Regions from separate parts of the Homo sapiens genome. Here region 1 is linked to region 2. A link is a contact called in ENCODE Hi-C or POLR2A ChIA-PET data. All regions are on one chromosome and are shown on one strand. Each heading gives the region's core, a stretch centred on a gene start or an enhancer-like site at or near the end of the contact. The rest is flanking DNA. Distances are from core to core; before and after follow the strand shown.

What was found. A loop is a pair of places that touch in the nucleus more often than their neighbours do. ChIA-PET counts read pairs that join two places held with the same protein, here RNA polymerase II (POLR2A). Pooled maps may share reads with other maps.
Region 1: a loop to region 2 is called in a map of gastrocnemius medialis, with 1.8 times the contacts of the local background. The contact joins two enhancer-like sites. A Hi-C loop is called at or near these places in 1 of 168 maps with a recorded cell type or tissue (gastrocnemius medialis) and 1 of 50 pooled maps. POLR2A ChIA-PET finds 5 or more read pairs at or near these places in 2 of 52 experiments (GM12878 and WTC11).

What each region holds. Positions count from the first base shown.
Region 1 is chr7:28,744,361-28,747,363 of GRCh38, reverse strand. All of the region lies in intron 7 of CREB5 (cAMP responsive element binding protein 5), which reads right to left. Among named protein-coding and RNA genes, the nearest start is that of TRIL, 210 kb to the left of the region's middle. Within about 2 kb of position 1,748, at least 5 of the 41 ENCODE cell types and tissues checked have a DNase peak (open chromatin) inside an H3K27ac peak, as active enhancers do; they include gastrocnemius medialis, where a contact is called at or near this core.
Region 2 is chr7:28,628,101-28,631,024 of GRCh38, reverse strand. All of the region lies in intron 5 of CREB5 (cAMP responsive element binding protein 5), which reads right to left. Among named protein-coding and RNA genes, the nearest start is that of CREB5, 220 kb to the right of the region's middle. Within about 2 kb of position 1,644, at least 4 of the 41 ENCODE cell types and tissues checked have a DNase peak (open chromatin) inside an H3K27ac peak, as active enhancers do; they include gastrocnemius medialis, where a contact is called at or near this core.

The DNA.
Region 1 (3,003 bases), core at 499-2,998, 120 kb before region 2:
CCTTAATGAGGAGGGATTGACACATTTATCAACTATTACAGAAGTGATGATGCTGAGAAGATTTAAATACAGACTTACAAAGAACATTGAGGCACCAAGCAGGTGCTGTGTGTGTATTTGCACACAAGTGTGTGTGCACACATTTCTGTCTCCCTGTATCTTTTCCTCTCCATCTGTCTTTCTTGTTTGTATAACATCATACACACTGGCAACCCTCATATTATTTATTTACTGCAGAGGAAAGGAATTCCACAACAGCCTCAGGAAAAAAAAAAAAAGTCTTGTTTCTAGTTTTTCTAAATGATTGAGAAGATAAGGATTTAGAAAATAAGGTATGAAAAGCCATATTTGAAATATTTCTTGAGGGGGAAGAAAAGAATCTGCCTTGTTTTGAACTGAAAACTGTTTTCTACTCTAGAGCCTCATGTTTCCACCTTCATCAGCCTTCCTGCCCTAGGAGCCTAAGAAACGTCTGGGAACCAATAACGTTTTCTCAGGGGATTTCATTACTGAAAGGGCTCATTAGGAAAGACATTAAAATACGAATTACCTCATAAACTATTTAGTTGTGTACCCAGTGGGAGTGTGCTTATTAGGGCCTGAGCTTTTCACAAATAGAGCTAATCAATTAAGCTTCATTACAAACTGAAGGGGTCTCAAACAGAATGGATAAGAGAGGGACCATCTGCAAAAGGACTTGATAGGAAGAAACCATCGCCTCTAACAACTGCTAAAGTTAATTATCAGCTTCTGGGTAGAGAAGATAATTCAAATCTTCCTGTCTTTGGACAGAATCTCTTAAGGTTCATTAGTTCCTAAAACAGTGCTTCTCACAGCTTAATGTGCTTGCGAGCTACCTGAGAATCTTATTAAAAAGCAGGTCTGAGGTGGGGCCAGGGATTCTGCATTCCTAAAGGGCTCCCCGGTGGTGCTGTGGGTCAAGGGACCCCACTTTGAGCAGCAAGGCCTTAGATTATTAAAATTTAGCTGGAAGTAGCCTTTGTGGTATTGAAACGAGCCTCTACAGACTAATGCCATGTTGAACTTACAACTTTTCTTGTTGCTTTACATAGAGTGAGAGAATGAGAAAGTTACAGGCAGACTGACCTTATAACCAAAATTTCTTTCTCTCCATGTCCCTAGAGAATTCATTTTTGCTAATATTAATGGTGGAACTTTCACGTAATACTAAAAAGGGGGCTCATTGCAAAAGTAGCTTTGTACCTCCTTAGAGATCAACTTCTAAAGGAAATTCTGGTACATTTTGAATAGTCAGATGGAAGGGGAGAGGTGGCTTTGATTTTCCCCTCAGAATGAGAAAATATTTCATCAGGCTCTGCAAATTCATGTCAAGGCACTGAGCTGAGGACAGTGAGTAGAAGCATTGATCTGGACTTCCTCCAGGAGGGCTTGAGCAGGTTCTTGGAGGAAGTGCGTGTTCTTAGGCAAAAGCAGGGAGCCAGAGCACTAAAATGTTCATCCTGAAAGCCTGGGACTTAGGTGTCCTAGCTGGTCTCTTAAAAGACAGCAACATTCACTGCCTCACTAACCACGCCACTTCTGGAAAGAAAACAGCATTGCCTCCATGGTCAGATCAAGGACTGCCAGGGGTAAGAAGGAAAGCTCTCTCCTGTCTAGACAGCTCCGGCCTGTTGCTAGAACAGCAGCATGCTCCAGAGGTGTGGATCATCTGCTCTAGCTCTTGGGGTTCTGCTCTGTAATAGCAGAATGGGTTTCTAAAGTTCACAGCCACAGCCACTGGCAGAGATGAGGTGCATCTGCGCCTGCTCCGTTCTCAGAATAGAGCTGGACACTTCTGAGAGGATCATATCACTGACACAGTGCCAAAGACCTCAGCATATTCTGAGCCTGGCTATGGATTCACAAATCAAGGCATGGAATCCCTTCCCAAATCCTGGGCTGTCCTCTAGGTCATCATCTAGCATCAAGGCTAAGAATGCAGCCAAATAAAAGCAAGCATGACATTGGGTTACAAATGTAGAGATACAGCACAAGGACCTCAAAATCTATTCCTGGTTCAGTGGCTGTCACTATTAACAAGGAAATGACTTAGGACACCTTCGTATTCCTTCCCCCAGCCTGTGTTAACAATCACACTTTCAATCAACTTCTGAGAACACTTGAATACTAGATGTTTGCCAAAACATCATTGAAAGAGCGACTACAACTTATGAATACTGTTTGCCTTCCTCTACAGAAGTGCAAGGACCAGCGTGGAGCAAGAGAGATGTTCAGGGCACAAGATTTAAAGAGATATTCACTCTCAGAATTGTGCAAATGCACAGTACACGGTCAGCATGCAGACAGCCAAGAGCAAGCTCTTTCCTATATTTGTACCCTGGGCACCTCTCTTGCCTGCTTTCAGCTTCATAAATGAACCAGTCTGCAAGCTACAATATTCTCAAGGGAGGTCTCTTCCTGAGAAAGACCAGCCCAACACAGTTAGGCTTTACAGATCCTTAGAGAACTCCCACTGGAATTCGAGATTTGATTTTGCAAAGGCAAATCATTGCATCCTGGTTAGGATTTTGTTTAAGATTTTAATATTTAAGCAATCTTCAGTTTAGGAAACTGCTATGGGCTGAATTTTGTTCCTCCCATGTCCCACCTCAAATTCATATGTTGAAATCCTAACTCCGGGACCTCAGTATGTGACTGTATTTGGAGACAGGACATTTAAAGAGGTAATAAAGGGGGCCGGGCATGGTGGCTCATGCCTGTAATCCCAGCTCTTTGGGAGGCCGAGGCGGGTGGATCACCTGAGGTCAAGAGATCGAGACCACCCTGGCCAACATGGTGAAACCCCGTCTCTACTAAAAATACAAAAATTAGCAGGGCGTGGTGGTGTGTACCTGTAATCCCAGCTACTCGGGAGGCTGAGGCACGAGAATCGCTTGAACGTGGGAGGCGGAAGCTGCAGTGAGCTGAGGTCGCATCACTGCATTCCAGCCTGGTAACAAAGCAAGACTCCATCTCAAAAAA
Region 2 (2,924 bases), core at 395-2,894:
TCTGACTCCAGCCTAACCACTTACTTGCTGTGTAATTCTGGATAGGTTATTAATGTTTCTGCCTGGTTTCCTCATATCTAACACGGGGGCAAGAGTCATACGTACCTCATAGCGTTCTGTACCATACATACTCTGCCTGGAATACAAGGGAGGTAGTCAATAAATTAATGTTGACTAAATATTGAAAGACTCTATAAACATATGTCTTCTGCATGCAAAAAGTCACTCTCTTAGCAAGTAGGGTGGTGATCAAAGTAGAAAATGGTTGAAAATATACTTGGAATTTTTCTGAGACTCTTAGCCACACTATTGTCTTTTTATATGGAAATCTACTTAATCAGAATGATTATAATTCCCCAGCTATAAACCAAAATGCTTTACGCATTGCTTGTTTTGCTTCATCATGTGTCCCTCTGTTGCTATAGTTTTGAGCAGCCACATTTTTTCGAACTTTTTCAGCTGCTGCACACCCAGCAGGATGCCTTAAGATGCAATATGTCAGGTGAAAATGAAAAACATATGTTTTTTTCAGCACTCGGTCTCAAGTATTCATGGGTTTCCAAAAAGCACAGATTTGAGGATAAGATTTTCAAACAGACTAGACTGAGATGTACATTTCCCATTGTTCCTGAAGTTGCTATTAGGAGTAGGTAATTAATCAGCTGGCATTGGAAGTGAGCAGTTTGTTACTTTCACAAATTGGGTGGTACTACAGAATCATGACAAATGACAAAAACTTTGCCTAACTGAGATTTGGGTCTGAAAAGAGGAAATTCAAGAGAAACAAGACAGGTATCATTTGGGAGAAGAGATTGATGGGCTTAGTCAAATTAGCAGAACTAAGTCCTATGGGTAGAAATACCAGAAAAATGTAACTGGCTCCATAGAAGTAGTACCCTCTAACGATTCAGGAACAGTTCAGGCTGTCCAAGTAGCCATCACATGAGCAGTGAGTCCACAGTTTCACAGAATGGCTGGGGCAGAAGGTGGGTAGCCACCTCTCAGGGCTGTTTGGAAGTTGTACATTGGATTGGAAGGTTGGATTGGGAGGTCTCCAAGGTTCCTTCCAACATTGAGAGTCCATGTTTTCTGAATGTGCCATAGAAGCCTATCCTTTCAAATCTATACTCCTTTGTCAATCACTGGCCAACAGTTCTACTTACAGAAGCATAATCAATACTGAAGCTTCTTTGAGGGTGGACACTCAATACAGGAAAGAGCCTTCACATGTTTATGATGTCTCTGACAAACAAAAATTAACTTTTACAATTTAATAGATGCCATCCCTTATAAAAAGCTGAGACAGCCATTGGGAACATATGAATCATGGATGGTCAGAGCTTTGAGAACAAGACTCATGACTGCCATGAAGCAAAGGTCATCCCAGGAGAATGTTGTGGCTCTGTGTTTAAAGGGGCCCTTCCTAACCCTAGAAGGCCAACGTGTTTCCTGAAAGCAACACAACTGTTCAACCCCTGACTGTCCCTGCTATCTTTTAAAGCAAAGAAACTCCCTGCTTGCCAGCCTGCCTGCTCAACAGTGAATACAGAGTTGTCTGTTGGCTGCCCCAGATCCTCTCTGCTCTGTTTAGAGAGGCCAGAAAGAAGAATTCAGGGACCAACAGCAGCTGAACAGCTTGGCTGACCCGCACGCTGGGCGTCTGATTCCAGGACAACTCTCCAAGGAAAGGGAGGAGGTGGAAGGAGGACTGGGTAATAAATTAGCCCCTTGGACTTCCCTGCAGAACCTGCTGCTGTGTCCATCCTCAGCTTCTCTTTTTAAACATATGCCAGTGGATTAATGTTAGCAATCTAACCTTTGTTGAGTGCTTGCTATGGGCTAAACTCATCTCTGAGGATTTCGCACGTATTGTTTTATTTAATTTCTACAACAACCTGTGAGTGTTTTTATCAATGTTTAAGCAAGTAAACCGAGGCACCATTTGGTCCAAGATGACACAGGTGGCAAGAGGTAAACTCACCGTTTAAACAGACAACTTGGTTTAGAAGTCTGGGATCTTAATCACTATCCTAAATTAAGCGGGAAGAGGGGACGTGGGGGAGAAGGGGCATTGGAAGTTTGGCTTAAGGGTTTTTGTTTGTTTTTAATGTAGTTAAATCTATCAATGTTCAATGCCTATCTAATAATCTTTTCTCCCCCCAGCTAGACTGTAGTTCATGAACCAAGACTGTTCTTTCTTCTTCTCAACTATTAGCACAGTGTCTGGCCAATGAGAGGGACTTGGTCACAGCAGAGGAAATGTCTATAAGGATTTTCCTAGAAAAGCCAGATAAATGTTACATGAAAATCAATAACATGCAGCATATTGTCTCTAGCACCTTGGATGCTGCTGTTGGACCCTAAGAGCCCACCCCTTGGCCAGCATGTCCCCTCATCTCCATGACAGCCACCCACCCTCACACAGTAGAATGTTCTTGAAATTTACACTTTCTTCTGCCACTGGCTACCATGGTCTCTTCCTTCTCTTACCCACTGAAATGCAGATTTCCTATGTCTTGTCCCCTGGGCTCCAGAGAAGCCTGTTTATTTTCCTTGGGTGCTGAAACATCTTCTGGAAGGTTTTGAGGGCAAAGTAGACTGACAGATGCTAAGCCTTCTGGGGCAAATCAGAACTAGAAGAGGTGACCAGACAGGAGACAGACAATAAGCAGGCGTGGTCAGTTGCTGTAGCTGCCCCAGTGGTAAGAGGTTTCAGTAAACAAACAGAGGTAAGTTCAGGAAACCTGCTCAGTCTTATCATTTGTGCTACAAATGTAGACCACAAAAGTCCTGGATTGCTGTCAGTCTTTAGGGTCTCGAGACCCTAAAGACTGACGAGAGATATGAGAGCCATTCCTCTCTGACATCCCTGAAAAGCTGAGCTGATCCTGTTGGGCAATACCGTAGTAAGAAGAGGAACTGGC